Regions from separate parts of the Homo sapiens genome. Here region 1 is linked to region 2. A link is a loop called in an ENCODE intact Hi-C map of the cell type or tissue named here. Cell type or tissue: PC-3. All regions are shown on one strand. Each heading gives the region's core, and the rest is flanking DNA. Links, peaks and the distances in the headings are about the cores only.

Region 1 (8,333 bases), core at 280-8,279, 51 kb after region 2:
AGTTCAGTTAAGATGGCCAGGAAGCTGTGTGTGGTGGCTCATGCCTGTAATCCCAGCACTTAGAGAGGTCAAGGCAGGAGGATTACTTGAGCCCAAGAGCTCAAGACCAGCCTGGGCAACATGGCAAGACCCCATCTCTACAAAAACATACAAAAATTAGCTGGGCGTAGTGGTCTCAGCTGCTGGGGAGGCTGAGCTGGGAGGATCACTTGAGCCCAGGAGGTCAAGGCTGCAGTAAGCTATGTTCTCACCACTGTATTCCAGCCTGGGTGATAGAGCAAGACCCTGTCTCAAAAAAAGAAAAAGAAAAAAGATGGTTAGGAAAACAGACACACTTGCCCATTGAAATTTTTTTAAAGATGTTAGTTTCTTAATTGAATTACTGGCTTTAGGGTGGAGCCCTTTAAGGAACAGGGCCAGGAAAGCATGCAGTTTCTATGGCCTAATAAGCAGGCACAGCTGGAAGGCAAAACAGATTTCCAAAGTTAAGGATCCAACTTTTACACTGAATCCTGGGTCCTCAAAAGAGGAGAACACCGCAGGACAAGATAGTGCAATGCTTTTACGGTGCACTTCACTGCAAGGACATTCCCCTGAGGCTGGTGGGCAACCCTATAACAATCAGCCTATTCTGTAATCACTTAATGCTCCATGGGAGTCTTAGCCCTCATTCCATACCTTCTAGGTGCCCCAAAGCATGCTTTTCTTATCTAAATGTGCAAAAAAAAGCAGTACCACCCTGTAGTGATAACTATTCACTGTAAACAACTGTCAATAGCCATCTCTAAAAGTATATTTGTTTCCTAGCTTTTACATACAAAGATTAAAATTTAAGCAGACAGAATTCAGTTGCTTAAGAAGTTTTTACAGAGAGAGAGCAGAGGCTTTAAAACAATATCTGTACACATATATTCTAAATCAGTTTTAATTAAGTTGACTTTTAACTATAGAGCTCTTGAAGAAAATTCTTTCAGATCTCTTATTACCAGTTTTTAGCTGGAACAAACAGCTGATATTTCTGGCTTTTGAACTCTCTACCAAGGATAACCTCCCACCTGAAACCAATGAGCCTTAACTAGGGTTATGACTTAACCACAGATGCACAAGGTATCTCCAAAGAGATGCCAAGCAGTTTTTTACAAGATCTAGAATCACCCCAAAGGTATCTCAGAGCAAGGAAAATTCAAGACAGGAAATCAGAAGCTGTCCATCAATGAATGGCAAAAAGTCCCACAAATACAAAACCAGAAAGGACGCATTCCCTAAGCTGGGAAGTGATCCCAGGCCACCATAGTGAAAGGGCAGAGATTTAGCTACTGTGCTACAGCATAGGGTGGTTGCCAGTGCTCTTCCCAGAAAGAATCTAGAGCAGTCATTTTCAAGCTTGCGAATGATTTTAACTGCTCAAGAGAATTTTTAAGGCTACCCACGACACTACTGTTTAACCTTCCTTCAATTGTTTTAGATAAGAGATCTCTAAAATCCTTTTTCTTTCAATGGTGTACTTAGTTCCAATAGAGACTCAAACACCTTTTTTAAATTGCAGATGGTAATTTTCCAGGTTTTTGCCATATAAGCAGCAAGAAGTATTCCTAGAGGAGGCATCCCCAAGTATTCCCTCTTGGAAATGGGTTTAAGATAGCAAAATACAACAAAAGTCCTGTAGAGATAGGACTGTTTTTTTGTCCTAATAAATCCAACCAGCAGAGATGGGACGTTTTAAGACAAAACTCACCTAAGGGCTCAACACATTCAGGACGAAGAGTATGCTAATGTGTCTCAGACTCCCAGTCCTCTCAGACCAGCCACCTGACTTGAACCCAAGAATTTCCACCCTCCAGATGGCAGAGATCAAGAGAGAGAGTACCCCTACATGGTTACAAAGTCAAGCTCTCAACCACATAAAACAAGACAAGGGAAATCTCATCCAGTTTTTGTTCCAAGGACCTGCAGCAAAGTTTGTAACCGACCAGTCTGCAGGGCTGGCTTGAACAGCAGGCTTACAGGGATCCTAGGCCTGTGTTCTATCCTATGGTATCCTTCTCCATGACAGAACGACACAAAAAGGCAAAGACAAAGGAAGATGGCAAAAAAGGTGATTTCTGAGAAGGGGCCAAACAATACAAATATTTATAGTTCAAAGTAGCAAAAGTACACAAGATTCACTACAACCTAAGACTAGTCACACAAATCTTCTTCCCTATTAATCAAAACTTTGCAGAGGAGACAAACAGTGATTTTTATTGTTCACTCAACTCATTTGCACAGAGAGAGAAAGGCCAGAGGCTAGCTGGTAAGAAATTAGCTTTTTACCAGCTTGTCAGGTTTATGGCTTCCCTTTCTCAGCTGCTTCCAGAAGAGCAGAGTGGCTTTTGATGACCCTGCTTGCTGCACCGTAGCTGTGGGGGCCAAGCCACGTTACAAAAGAAAAACATTCCTTTTCTTTTCATGGAACCACAGGCAAAAGGCCCCAGTTTTGCAAGAGGCAGCCCAACAGGTTGTGTGGGGGAACTAAATTAACATTTCCCATTCCAACAGGAGTTATACACACATGTCAAAACACAGACACTAGTCACTCTGCTCAGTGCCCAAGTATCAACCTGGCAAGGCTCAAACTTGCCCCCATTGGCCCCTATCTGAGTCTCCCCCCCAATATAAGTTTCATGGTGGTAGGGCATATTAAGAAAGCCTGGCAGGCCAGGCGCGGTGGCTCCCGCCTGTAATCCTAGCACTTTGGGAGGCCAAGGCAGGCAGATCACCTGAGGTCAGGAGTTCGAGACCAGCCTGGCCAACATGGTGAAACCCTGTCTCTACTAAAAATACAAAATTAGCCAGGTGTGGTGGTGTGCACCTGTAATCCCAGCTACTCAGGAGGCTGAGGTAGGAAAATCGTTTGAACCTGGGAGGCAGAGGTTTCAGTGAGCCGAGATCACGCCACTGCACTCCAGCCTGAGTGACAGAGTGAGACTCCATCTCAAAAAAAAGTACCAGAACTAGAATGAAGCTGTTTTCTCTGCTATGTCTTGCAGTATTCCTTCCAGTGCAATTTACTGTCAAAGTCTAACGTTGTGCCCAATGGCAAAGAAGAAATGTTTATAGGGTCCAGCTCCAGAACCACAAGGCAGGACAAAGATGGAGTGGATTTGGAACAAAGATGCAATAAAATAATATTGAGCACCAGTCACACCTTTGGCTGCACAGTTTTCATATTACACATATTTGAACTTTTTTTTTTTTTTGAGACAGAGTCTTGCCCTGTCACTCAGGCCAGAGTGCAGTGGCACAATCTCAGCTCACTGCAACCTCTGCCTCCTGGGTTCAAGCGATTCTCCTGCCTCAGCCTCCCAAGTAGCTGGGATTACAGGCACCCACCATCACACCCAGCTAATTTTTGTATTTTTAGTAGAAATGGGGTTTTGCTATGTTGGCCAGGCTGGTCTGGAACTCCCGACCTCAGGTGATCTGCCTGCCTTGGCCTCCCAAGGTGCTGGGATTACAGGCATGAGCCACCGTGCCCGGCCTGAACTTTTATACAACAATGAAATAATTCTCTATTTTCACCAATCAAGACAAAGCCACCTTATAAGTGAAGAAGTTCTCACTCTGTCCCCAAAATAAAGAGAGCCCTAGTCATTATATAGCTCAATACACAGCTGTATTATTTACTCTTCAAATTCAGTCACAGTATCCTTGACCATATATACTCTTACCAAAAGGACTATATTACGACATAACTTCCAACAATTTGTATATAAAATCATAAGTGTCAGGAGAAGAAACAGTTGCCGAGAGCAGCATGTGTACTGCCCAGGTAGGTGACCCAGTCAGTGGTGGGGACGAATTTACTGACCCTCTCAATCCCGTGTAGGTCAGGCCCATCCATGGTTAAGGCTGAAACACACAAGTCCTAGTGGGAGGAATCTGAAAACCAAGTTAGGTGAAAAGGCCTAGGGGTCTCCAACCTTGGCCTCCGTCCCTGATAGAATCAGAGGAGAGAGGCCTGGGGTGCTGGAGGCAGAAGAGGCCCTGCCCTGTCCAACCCTGAGAGGCAGATTCTCAGTCCCCAGGATGTCGGACACTTTTTTCTCTCTTGTCACTGAGTCTCCTCTCCACAGGCAGAACTGTGGGCTGAACCCTGAGGCCAGCGCCTCTGCTCTCTAATGACCACCACCAAATACTCAGGCCCACTGTTCACTAGGTGGCATCTTACTCTGAGCATTACATATTTATTTCCGTGAATGTTTTAGCTTAATACCATGAGATGGTCCTTACTGTCCTCACTTTACAGCTGAGAGACAGAGCCTCGATGATCTGAGGAAACCTGCCCAGGGTCACAGGTCGTGTGGCCAAACCCTAACAGGGGCCAGGTCTACATCAAAGCTCAGTTGAGCTCTAAACAGGGGGCCACCAGATTAGGGGCACCAGCCCTAGGGGTCCTCCAGGGATCTGGAGAGACAGGAAAGAAGGCAGAGAACATATTAGAACTATTATAAAATCTTCAATCTTATGCCCTTTTAATGTGATTTGCGTTTGTTCTTTCAACCTGCATTATGTTTGCATATGTTTGTTAGCTGCATGTTCAAAATATATTACTGAATGGAGTGTGTGATCAAAAGAGTTTGGAGATCCTTGCTCCAAATCTCTGCTCCAGAAATCTTCTCTAAAGCAGCGGGTCTCAGAAAAGGAAGCAGAACCAAGAAGCAGCAGCGGCCTGGGAGGCGCCCGGACAGAAGGTGCTCCGTGGGCGGGGGGGAGTAACTCGTGGGCCCGGGAAAAGGCCCCCAACCTGGTCTCACCAGATTTTCCTCAGCCTCTGCTGCCCCCTTGTGGCCACCACGTGGCAGACAGAAAGAGCAGTTCCCAGCAGGAAGACACCGAGGGAGGGGTACGGAGGATGCAGAAAACAATCTTAGAACCGTGGAAGGGAGCGAAGGAAACCAGACACTAAAGACCTCAAGCTGTAGCAATCCAAACATGCGAAGTTGAAGAATAGCAAAACGAGGCGGGCGCAGTGGCTCATGCCTGTAATCCTAGCACTTTGGGAGGCTGAAGCGGGCGGATCACTTGAGGTCAAGAGTTTGAGACCAGCCTGGCCAACATGGTGAAACCCCGTCCCTACTAAAAATACAAAAATTAGCCGGAAATCGCTTGAACCCGGAAGGCGGAGGTTGCAGTGAGCCAAGATCATGCCACTACACTCCAGCCTGGGCAACAGAGTAAGACTCTGTCTTAAAAAAAAAAAAAAAAGAAAAAAGAAAAGAAATGTCTTTTCTCACAGTTCTAGAGGCCAGAAAACCTGAGATCAAGGCACTACTGCCTGGTGAGGGCTGTTCTCTGCTTCCAATGTGGCATCTGTTGCTTCATCCTCTGGAGGGGAGGAACACTGTGTCCTCACGTGGCAGGGAGTGGAAGGGCAAAAGGGATGAACTCTTTCCATCAAGTCCTTTTATAATGACATTAATCCATTCATGCAGGCCCTGCCAAAAGGCCCTCCCAAAAGGCCCCACCTTCCAACAGTTGCATGGGAATTAAATTTCCAACACATGAATTTTGGGAGACACATTCACAGCGTAGTCCAGCCTAAGCAATACGCTGTGCCAGGATTGCGGGGAGGGAGGGAATAGCTGCAGAAGCAGGGAATAAAGAATTTGGACTGAGACATGTTTCAGTTGACATCCTGGTGGGGAGTGGAGGAGGTGGCTGATGTGAAGAATGTGAAGAAAACAGTGATTCCACTGAAAACACATCCGACAGTCCTCTATCCTTACCAGGTGCTCCGTATAGTTTGGCGAGAGAGGCAGAAAGGTCTGAGTTCCAAGGAGAGGTCAGGGCTGGAGACATTCCATTGTGTGGCCACAGCTTCTTCCCAGAGCTTGCAGGAGACATGTTCACACCACCTCCCACCACCCCCACGATGCTATTTGTTCTGTATGTCTCTCCCACCTAGACTGGGAGCCTTGGAGGGCAGGGCATTGGGGGCCAGAGAGCCTTCCAGGCAGACTCTCCTAATGCCCGAAGCAAGGCTAGGCTCAGAAGCCCCGTGAGGAAGGCAGGTGAGGAACAGGCAGCCCTTGACCCATGACTGTGCCAGGTTGGGGACCTGGGACCCAGGGAAGCCTTCTCCCGCCTCACCATCAGCACAGGCCAGGATTGGAGAGTTTACCTCCTTTGGTGTTTACCAAACACACAGGGAAGACCAGTTGTGAGTAGACCAAGGCAGCCCAGCTGGGTGATCAGCAAGTCTCACCACCTCAGGCTACCCTCTTCACACACCGCAGCCTGTCCCCTGCCTACACTGCGCATCTTGAGTGCTCTGACCCCTTCACTACCCCTTCCTCCACCCCCCTGGACAGCAGCCCTGAGACAGGTCCTGAACCCCTAGCCAAGTACCCGCTGCCCACCCCCAGTGCCCCACCCACCCTTACTAGCTCTCACCCACCCTCCCATCCTAAACCTCAGCCCTCCCACCCCCCCATGCCCACCTGAGCCCCTGCTTTCAGCTGCCTAAGAACTTCCCCCTGATGTGAAGAAAACAGCGATTCCCCTGAAAACACATCTGACAGTCCTCTATCCTTAGCCAGGGCTCCATATAGTTTGGCGAGAGAGGCAGAGAAACAACAACGAAAAAAAAATATACACGCACACACACACACACAGACATCCACAGATTCATAAACATTTTGGATCCCTGGAGCTTGGATACATTTTCTAAAGGGCAAGCAGTTGTTTTGCTTATTTAATTTTATTGACAATCATCTTGTCATTCACTCTTGTAATTATAAATTTTTGGATTTACCTTTTTAAATATATTTTAATAGATTCTTTCCCCATACTAGACCCCAGCACACAACTAATTTCCTTGTCATGAAAAAATAAAAATAAAAAACTCATTTGTGATATCTTTAACTTTTGCCTGTAGTTTCTAAATTTAAAATGGAAGATTGTCAATCCATAATTATATGTGTCCAGTAAAAATTTTAAAGACTGTTTCCAGGGTTAATTGTCAACCTCCCCAGGAAAGGGATAACCAGTAATGCCGCCCCAGCCCAGAGTCTCCTAGGACGGCAGCTGACACTGGCCAAGTCCGCCAGGTGCCTCCTGTCCATCTCCTTCCCTCTTCATCCAGCACCCACCCACTCACCCACGCCAGCCCCAACCTCTTTACAGATGAAGGAACTGAGTGAGGCTCAGAGAGGTTAGCTAGTCTGACCAACATCACACTGTGTCAAACTCCTAAGCTAAGTGTTTTTTTCACTATTATATACTCTTCTGCTCTACCCACCAAAAAATTTCTTATCATGCCTTTGTTGCGAAAGAAGGAAAGAAAGAAAGAAGGAAGGAAGGAAGGAAGGAAAGAAAGAAGGAAGGAAGGAAGGAAAGAAGGAAGGAAGGAAAGAAAGAAGGAAGGAAGGAAGGAAGGAAAGAAGGAATGAAGGAAGGAAGGAAGGAAAGAAAGAAGGAAGGAAGGAAGGAAGGAAGGAAGGAAAGAAAGAAAGAAAGAAAGAAAATCTTTTGTCCCCAAAGTTAGAAAAACAAGTGAAAAAGGCCCAAGGCTATCAGCGAGGGCTCCAGAACCAAGGCAGTGCGGCCCTGCCCTTTCCTCCCACCTCACCCCTGCTCTGCTTTCCTCAGCCACTCCTGACCAGCAAGCAGGACACTGGGCATGGGTCCCAAGCCTGTGTCACCTTGGGCAGGTCGCGTCTCCCCTCTGGGCCTCAGTAAAAGAAGAAATGGGACCAAGTGAACAGTTCCAGGCTGTGTTCCCCAGCATCCTACATCCCATGGCAACCTTGAAGGGTCACTCTGGGTAGGGGTGGGGTCTCAGGAGGGGAAAGACTCAGCCAGAGCGCTGATCCTATATCTCTTCTCTATTTTGGGATTCTAGATATGAGTTTGATGGACAAAATTCCTCTACATTTGACATGATGAAAAGAAAAAGTTTGAAAGCCAGAGGCAAGACCATCCTGAAGATTCCTTTCAACTCCAAGGTCCTTTCACTTCCACAGGTGATCTGACATCACCACCTCTCTCACCACGCTGACAGCACTTTCATTTTGACTCTTGTGATGAGGTCACCTGGTATCTACACAGGATGGGGTTTTTTTGTGGAAAATGAAGGATTTCCATATCTGCGAATTTATTACACAAGAGTTTTAATATGGCTGAGCACAGTGGCTCATGCCTGTAATCCCAGCACTTTGGGAGGCCAAGGCGGGCAGATCACTTGAGGTCAGGAGTTCAAGACTAGCCTGGCCAACATAACAAAACCCCATCTCTACTAAAAATACAAAAATTAGTCAGGTGTGGTGGTGTGCACCTATAGTCCCAGCTAC
Region 2 (8,333 bases), core at 300-8,299:
AGTACTTGGTAACAACTGTATCTTAAATATTTCGTACCAGGCCAGGCATGGTGGCTTACACCTGTAATCCCAGCACTTTGAGAAGCCAAAGCAGGTGGATCGCTGGAGCTCAGGGTTCCAGACCAGCCTGGGCAACGTGATGAAACTCCGTCTCTACAAAAAAATACAAAAATTAGCTGGGTGTGGTAGCACGCACCTGTAGTCCCAGCTACTCAGGAGGCTGAAACTGGAGGATCGCTTGAACCCCGGAAGTGGAAGCTGCAGTGAGCCATGTTCATGCCACTGCACTGCAGCCTGGGAGACTGAGACCCTGTCTCAAAAAAATATATTAAAAAAAAATTCGTATCAATGTCAAAAAATAATGTTAGCACACATCTTCTAAGCAAGACCATTATATGTCCTATATTTTATAAATTGTAATCTTGACATTCTAGACAAAATTGATAATGATCAATGATAAGTAAAGGTGATTTAAAGTAGCTTATCACAAGGTCTTTGTAAACTACACTGGGCAAAGAGAAGGGGGAAGGGAAATGAAGTTTCTTCACATTTAAATAAATGAAATTTAGTTGTTAATGACACAGATCCCACTCAATGCAGAGGTTTGGGGACTGGGAAGAAGGGAATGCCCAGTACCTACTGATGTGTTTGCCTTTATCTCTTTCAGTGGACAGTTCTGGAAAAATCAGTAAGTTTGGATCATTTCCTTGCCTTACCTATTTCTGTGCCTAGGACCTTTAAGTTCTTTTTCCCAAATGTTCTTGTGTTACGAGTTCCTCTACCTTACAGCAGTCAATATTTCTTCAATAAGTGATTTCCTCATATTTCAATTTTAATTCTTCTTATCTATTTTCCTTTTGTAACAAAGTATAATGGTCTTGTGTTTGATTCTAGTTATTTACTACCAAAGATTATTGGTAGCATATATTCCCAGCTAATCTATCACAACAGAGCCTATTTCCTCTGTGCTATAATCTGGCAACTAATAATTTTTACTAAAAAAGAAAATCCTCTAAGATTGACAAAAAGAATATGTGTCAGGACTAGATGTGATTTTGGTAATTGATCAACAATATACATTTTTCAAACGGACCAGAACAGTGAGCAAAAAACTGTTTTGCAGAAGACATATGAAAGACTTATCAAAGAACAAAGAAAGGCAGGAAATACAATAGTTTGAATTTCAGTAGAAGTGATTTTACCTACCCAAGATTTCAAATGCCTATATTAATTAAATGGCATCCTAAAGATAACCCTCTGTGTGGAGTGCGATATGGAGCATTGGCCAGCAACACTCCTGAGGATGAAACAGAGTTTTGTGCTCCCTCCAAGTCCTGTTTCTAAGTTCACCTAGGAAGGATACTATTGGAAGGTGGGTTTCTCTTGAGTTAGAAAATCCTCACTGATCTTTCTTTTGTGTTTTGTTTTTAGCACTGACTCCTGTGGGTAAGTTCCATATCTATTCTCAACTCTGATATTTTACATTGCTTTTAATTCTTTTGTGACCTGTCTGTTTCTACTCCCAAAATAGAGGCCTGTGCTTCTAAGGCCAATTTGAATGTTCCTATCTTCCAGAAACTTCCAAGGTTCCCCCCCGCCCTCCACTTTTCTTTTTGAGACAGGATCTCACTATGTTGCCCAGGTTGGTCTTGAATTCCTGGGCTCAAGTGATCCTCCTGCCTCAGCCTCCCAAAGTGCTGGGATTGCAGGTGTGAGCAACTGTGCCAGGCCCCAAGTTTTTAAATAACTACAATTTAAGAGATTGCTGTAGAGAAGATGAAGCTCATATGAAAGGGTGCCACAATCTCTGGCCATCTTCTAGGCTCTGAAAAAGAATCTCCTCCCTGATTCTCAGGAAAACATAATGAAAGGAAGATTGGTTTCTGAATTCCATTAGTTATTTGCTGGGAATTTAGAACTTTTTTTTAGTTATAGGTGAAGTCCCTCTGAATCATATTAATGGGGGAAAAAAACTAGTTAAAAACAAAATACCATCTCCTTTCTATTGCCTTCTAAATAACTACCTTTGAAAGACAGTAGGTATTGAGCATTGACTATGTATTTGTGCACTGTGCTAGGCACTTACAAAAGTAACATCTCTTATTCTTACCATATGCCTGCCTGGTAGGTATTATTATTCCCCATTTTACAGATTAGGAAACTAACTCAGGTATTTACCCAAGGTTAAAGAGTTGGTAAACATTGGTGTCAGGATTTAAACCCAGGATGTCCTATCTCCAAAATACACACTCTTCCCACTCTTCCCATACTAACACATTGCCTCCTATACTGAATCACAAATGCATTTTTTGTGATTAGTCAGGAAACTTTATGGAATGTTTGCAAATACAAATATACATCTACAGAAAAGCTGGATAACTAAATGTACACAAAAGGATCCTTTTAAAAATAGAAGACCGCATTTAAATCAATGTTTGACTTTTTTAACTGTTTTCTGGATTCAGATTTATCTCTATTGGGATTACTTAATATATGACTCAGCTCTTCAAGCAAGGAAACCATACAAAACAAAGTAGAATAATAACTTTTGTTTAATTCTGTAAACATATGATCAAAAGAAGCAAATAAGACTTAAACCTAGTGAGACACGTTTCAAGCATTTCAAACATTCCAAACACTGACACAAACACAAAATATGTCCTTATATTTAATCGTGTTTAAGCCTCATTCTTCTTTCTCAGTTCACACTAGAAAGAGAGTGGGTTTGGAGGGAAAGGAAGGCAGGGAGATGAAGTTGAAAGGGGCAATTAATTAATTTTTTTTTTTTTGGACAAAGTTTCGTTCTTGTCGCCCAAGCTGGAGTGCAATGGCACAATCTTGCCTCACTGCAACCTCTGCCTCACGGGTTCAAGTGATTCTCCTGCCTCAGCCTCCCAAGTAGCTGGGATTACAGGCATGTGCCACCATGCCCAGCTAATTTTGTATTTTTAATAGAGACAGGGTTTCACTATGTTGGTCAGGCTGGTCTCGAACTCCTGACCTCAGGTGATCTGCCCACTTCAGCATCCCAAAGTGCTGGGATTACAGGCGTGAGCCACTGCACCCAGCCGGGGAAATTAATTTCTTTTGATTCATGGTACAAGAAACAGTATGCATTCAGAAAAATTATAATGCGCCAACATCCCTCAAATGCTCTCCTCACATAGAAAAAGTGATAGGACTGTGATCTTGTGAGTTTCTCTTACAAAAAAAAAAGGTGGGCTCTGATGATTGATGTTGTATGTCAACTTGACTCAGAAGAACCCTGACTAATACAAGGGCTCTGAGAAGGGATCACAGGCCAAGTCTCTTCCCAGAGGTAATAAATTTTTAATGAATACTAATTTTTTAAGTTGCCAGAGAAAAATCTGTTTAATCTTTTAAAAAATTTTTTGTAAAAGACATATTCTTATTGATATACTCTTTCAAACACATTTTTCCCAATTGATTGTTTTTCTATTTTTTTTAAAAAATAGAGATGGGGTCTCACTATGTTGCCCAGGCTGGCCTCGAACTCCTGGCCTCAAGCGATCCTCCCATCTCAGCCTCCCAAAGTGCTAGGATTACAGGTGTGAGCCACTGCATCGGCCCCAGTTGATATTTTTAGAAAAAGGAGGTTAAGGTTTAAGTCAATGTTCAAAGAAAGGTTTAAGATAGATTAAACCAACAAACATCATCATCCCAGCAAACTGAGTCTCTTATTTCTCACCTCCTCATTCAACTAATAAGTATATGATCTTTTAAAATGTAATTCATAGCCTGAGAACTATAATGATTTATCCCTCTGATACTGAATAGATCTTTTACAGTCTAGATCCAATTGTGCTCTCCCTGACAACCACTGGATTAAGAACCTAAGATTAGTTTCCTAATAAAGCCCACATTCTATTTTCTATGTTAAGTATCATTTAGATAGAATTGTTAATGTGATAGCTATTTCATGATATCTTTTAGCTTTAACAAAAATTAATCCAATTTAAAAATTTTAATAATTACTTTTTATTCAGCTTGAATATATTATGATGATCCCCAAAGTCTTGATTAAATCTTTTGATTGTATTAAAATTTTGTAGTATGGGCTACTGCCTGCAATAAATGTACTTGCAGCCAGGGCTTCCAAGTCTTTATATTATGAAGATTTACACTGTATGTGTTAGATGATTATGAGGTCCAAGAGAAGGAAAAGATGTATGAACTATCTTGAAATCTGGGAGAAGGAAGAAAAGAACTTAGAATGTGGTGGAATAATGATTTGTGGCTTACTTCTGCAATGCAAAGTTGAAATAAAAGTGAACCTCACTTTATGGGATAGCTAGATTACTCAAAAATAAATCCTGTAAATCTAATCTATGTTAATTAAATTCAAGATTTAAAAGATGACAGCAAATATATTAAAATAAGGGTATGAAGATTCTATTAGAAGTAACTAGAGGTATTTTTCAGTGTAGTGGGAGAAAGAATAAAAAGTTTTTTAATTCTGTGAAATTAGGAAAGGTGTAGCTAGAATAAACACTGGGTGCTTCAGGAAATCCTATAATACTTAATTTTGGTTTACAAAGCCTATATAATTTAGAAGGTAAATTTAGGTTAAAATGAGTCATGAAGTATTACACACAGTAGCAAATAATTACCCCCAAGGGATAGTAAAACTAAAAATATTCATAGCTTAAGGAAAATCAGCTTATGTGAGGAGTACATTCCATGAAATTCTTAAGGTTAGAAACTTCAGCGGAGCATGATCTTACCATTCCACACCACCATACCCCTAAACAAAACAAAACAAAACAGTGTCCACTGGTAGCACTGTCGAAGATCAAAATATTCTGAACTATTTTTCTCAATTTAGCAATGCTTGAAATATATTACCACTGATTTTCATTAGGAAACTGAAAATTGATTGTCTAGAATAAAATGTCAGTAACCATATTTTAATGAAGAACTCTAGGTGGGGACATATACAAAAAGGTTCAGAAAACATTACTGTAATTTTCCTAATGTTATTTTTATTTGGATGTCAACAGCTGAAAATAATAAAAGAAAACACTGAACTACAACAACTCTTTTGATTTATAATTAGTTTCTTATCTAATACAGGTGTGCCTCATTTTTATAATTGATAAAATTCTGAAGTTATGTGTATGCCAATTTTTCAAACATCAAACCCTAAATGTAAAAAACGAAAAGTCCAATAATTCACTTTTAAGCAAGAAATTTTCCTGTAATTGGCTGGGTGTGGTGGCTCACGCCTGTAATCCCAGCACTTTGGGAGGCCGAGGCAGGTGGATCACCTGAGGTCAGGAGTTCAAGACCAGCCTGACCAACATGGAGAAACCCCATCTCTACTAAAAATACAAAATTAGCCGGGTGTGGTGGCACATGCCTGTAATCCCAGCTACTTGGGAGGCTGAGGCAGGAGAATCCCTTGAACTCGGGAGGCAAAGGTTGCGGTGAGCCGAGATCGTGCCATTGCACTCCAGCCTGGGCAACAAGAGCGAAACTCCATCTCAAAAAAAAAAAAAAAAAAAGAAATTTTCCTGTAATACAATTAACCACTCCTGTAAATTATTTGTTGGAAACTAAGAATGCCTTGTCTTGATTGAATTAGAGAGTTTTTTCCTGTACTATCTCATTGGGAAGTAGTAATGGCCAATATTTATTGACTACTTATGTCCCATGCACTGTACCAAGTGCTTTTATTTAGATAACATTATTTAATCTCATAACACCTCTTTGAGGTAGCTACTACTATTGCCCCCATTTTACAGACAGAAAGTAAAGTTTGCCAAAGGTCACCCAGCTAGGCAGGTGCGGAGGCAGGATTTGAACCAGTCTGTCTCCAAAGGCTATGTTACTTTAACATTTGTCTACAATATTTAGTAACTCTACAAAGTGAGCAGATCAAACTAAATATAAAAACAGTGAATCTTTGAGGATTAACTGATTTACCTTAATAAACCCATTAAACCCAGCTAGCAGGAATAATAAACCTAGGTCTTCTTTTTTTTTTTTTTTTTTTTTGTGTGTGTGTGTGTGAGATGGAGTATCACTCTGTCACCTAGACTGGAGTGCAGTGGTGCAATCCCAGCCCACTGCAACCCCTGCCTCCCGGGTTCAAGCGATTCTCCTGCCTCAGCCTCATGAGTAGCTGGGGTTACAGGTGTGTGCCACCATGCCTGGCTAATTTTTGTATTTTTAGTAGAGATCAGGTTTCACCATGTTGGCCAGGCTGGTCTCCAACTCCCAACCTCAAGTGATCCGCCCACTTTGGCCTCCCAAGGTGCTGGGATTACAAGTGTGAGCCACTGCCCCCAGCCCAAGTCTTCTGATTCAGCTTTTATATTCAGTATTCTTTCTACTATAGTAAATATTAAATATTAGATTTTCTCAAAGCAAGACATCCCTCTGCTCCACGGCAAGAACCCACACAATTCCTTGGTGGCTCAGATATTTCTTTTACTTAATTCAGGGAACCATATTACTTAAAAAAAACAAAAGCAAATAAAAAATACCTAGCAGAAGCCAATAAATTCAGGTTTGTTAAATCACACAGGAATTGAGACGTAACAGCTGATTTACCTGAACATGATCAAAGGACCTGAAATTTTTGCAGAGTTTGCAGATATTGCAAGAAGTAGTCTACAGTAATGATCAAAACTGAACACTGGAGTCTGACTACTCAGATTCAAATCCCAGCTCCACCACCTACTGATTACATAACCTTATTCATATTCATTTAAGTATTCTGTGCCTCAGTTTCTTCATCTGTAAAATGAGGTTAATAATACCCTACCTGGTTGTTGTGAGTATCAAATGATTTAATACATAAAGTGCTTAGAGCAGTGAGTACTTGGTATGTGGTAAGCACTTAATAATTATCAGCTAGTACTGTTATTACTTTTGCATAATAAGATATGCTTTTATTCAATATGGAAAGCATTTTTGAGTTTCCTTTTTCTGTCTTGAGAAATATAATTATTGCTTCCTCCCACAATTTTTCCTTAAAACAAATTCTATTTCTTTTCAGAATACATCCTCTGTTAGCCACTAAGCATTATTCATTAGCCATAATCCACTGAACAAATGTCAGTTCATTTACAGTACATTTTACCTTTTCTCTCATTAATCTTCCAAATTATTGAAAATAGTCCAGAATTTTATCGATACTTTTATAATTTTATGTACAGAGAACCATCATTTTAGATAACTTGAGATTCAGAAAAATTTTAGTTTGTCAGTTTTAAGACAAAAAAGGAACCAGTATCAAGGGGAAAAAAATAGAAATAAAGAGAAAATACTTGATATCTAAATCACGCCCTTTTGTTGTATGCTCAGTTATATTAACAGGTTACATGGATGAAGAACTTGCAAAAAAATCTTGTTCCAAAATCCAGATTCTAAAATGTGGAGGCACTGCAAGGTCTCAGAATAGCCGAGAAGAAAACAAGGAAGCACTAAAGAATGACATCATATTTACGAATTCTGTAGAATCCTTGAAATCAGCACACATAAAGGAGCCAGAAAGAGAAGGAAAAGGCACTGATTTAGAGAAAGACAAAATAGGAATGGAGGTCAAGGTAGACAGTGACGCTGGAATACCAAAAAGACAGGAAACCCAACTAAAAATCAGTGAGATGAGTATACCACAAGGACAGGGAGCCCAAATAAAGAAAAGTGTGTCAGATGTACCAAGAGGACAGGAGTCCCAAGTAAAGAAGAGTGAGTCAGGTGTCCCAAAAGGACAAGAAGCCCAAGTAACGAAGAGTGGGTTGGTTGTACTGAAAGGACAGGAAGCCCAGGTAGAGAAGAGTGAGATGGGTGTGCCAAGAAGACAGGAATCCCAAGTAAAGAAGAGTCAGTCTGGTGTCTCAAAGGGACAGGAAGCCCAGGTAAAGAAGAGGGAGTCAGTTGTACTGAAAGGACAGGAAGCCCAGGTAGAGAAGAGTGAGTTGAAGGTACCAAAAGGACAAGAAGGCCAAGTAGAGAAGACTGAGGCAGATGTGCCAAAGGAACAAGAGGTCCAAGAAAAGAAGAGTGAGGCAGGTGTACTGAAAGGACCAGAATCCCAAGTAAAGAACACTGAGGTGAGTGTACCAGAAACACTGGAATCCCAAGTAAAGAAGAGTGAGTCAGGTGTACTAAAAGGACAGGAAGCCCAAGAAAAGAAGGAGAGTTTTGAGGATAAAGGAAATAATGATAAAGAAAAGGAGAGAGATGCAGAGAAAGATCCAAATAAAAAAGAAAAAGGTGACAAAAACACAAAAGGTGACAAAGGAAAGGACAAAGTTAAAGGAAAGAGAGAATCAGAAATCAATGGTGAAAAATCAAAAGGCTCG

The links. Hi-C counts contacts between places; a loop is a spot of excess contacts. Peaks named below come from ENCODE experiments on the same cell type or tissue, not always from the same donor. Only the 100,000 strongest peaks of a DNase experiment are listed, where the experiment ranks them.
Region 1: it touches region 2 in a loop (6-fold over the local background); 4 of 110 quality-filtered maps call a loop at or near these places.

Annotation. Positions count from the first base shown.
Region 1 is chr6:32,241,600-32,249,932 of GRCh38, reverse strand. No RefSeq gene overlaps it. Among named protein-coding and RNA genes, the nearest start is that of TSBP1-AS1, 9.4 kb to the left of the region's middle. In PC-3, for the core only: a CTCF peak has its summit at 4,818 (motif pointing left); a DNase peak (open chromatin) is centred at 4,842; H3K4me3 peaks cover 618 bases.
Region 2 is chr6:32,293,035-32,301,367 of GRCh38, reverse strand. TSBP1 (testis expressed basic protein 1) reads left to right here. Exons shown (of 26, transcript NM_001286474.2): 24 at 668-688; 25 at 1,432-1,446; 26 at 7,333-8,333. The region is part of intron 1 of TSBP1-AS1 (TSBP1 and BTNL2 antisense RNA 1); the gene reads right to left. Among named protein-coding and RNA genes, the nearest start is that of TSBP1-AS1, 42 kb to the right of the region's middle. In PC-3, for the core only: no CTCF peak of the experiment used is centred there; DNase peaks (open chromatin) are centred at 2,447 and 3,237; H3K27ac peaks cover 3,698 bases.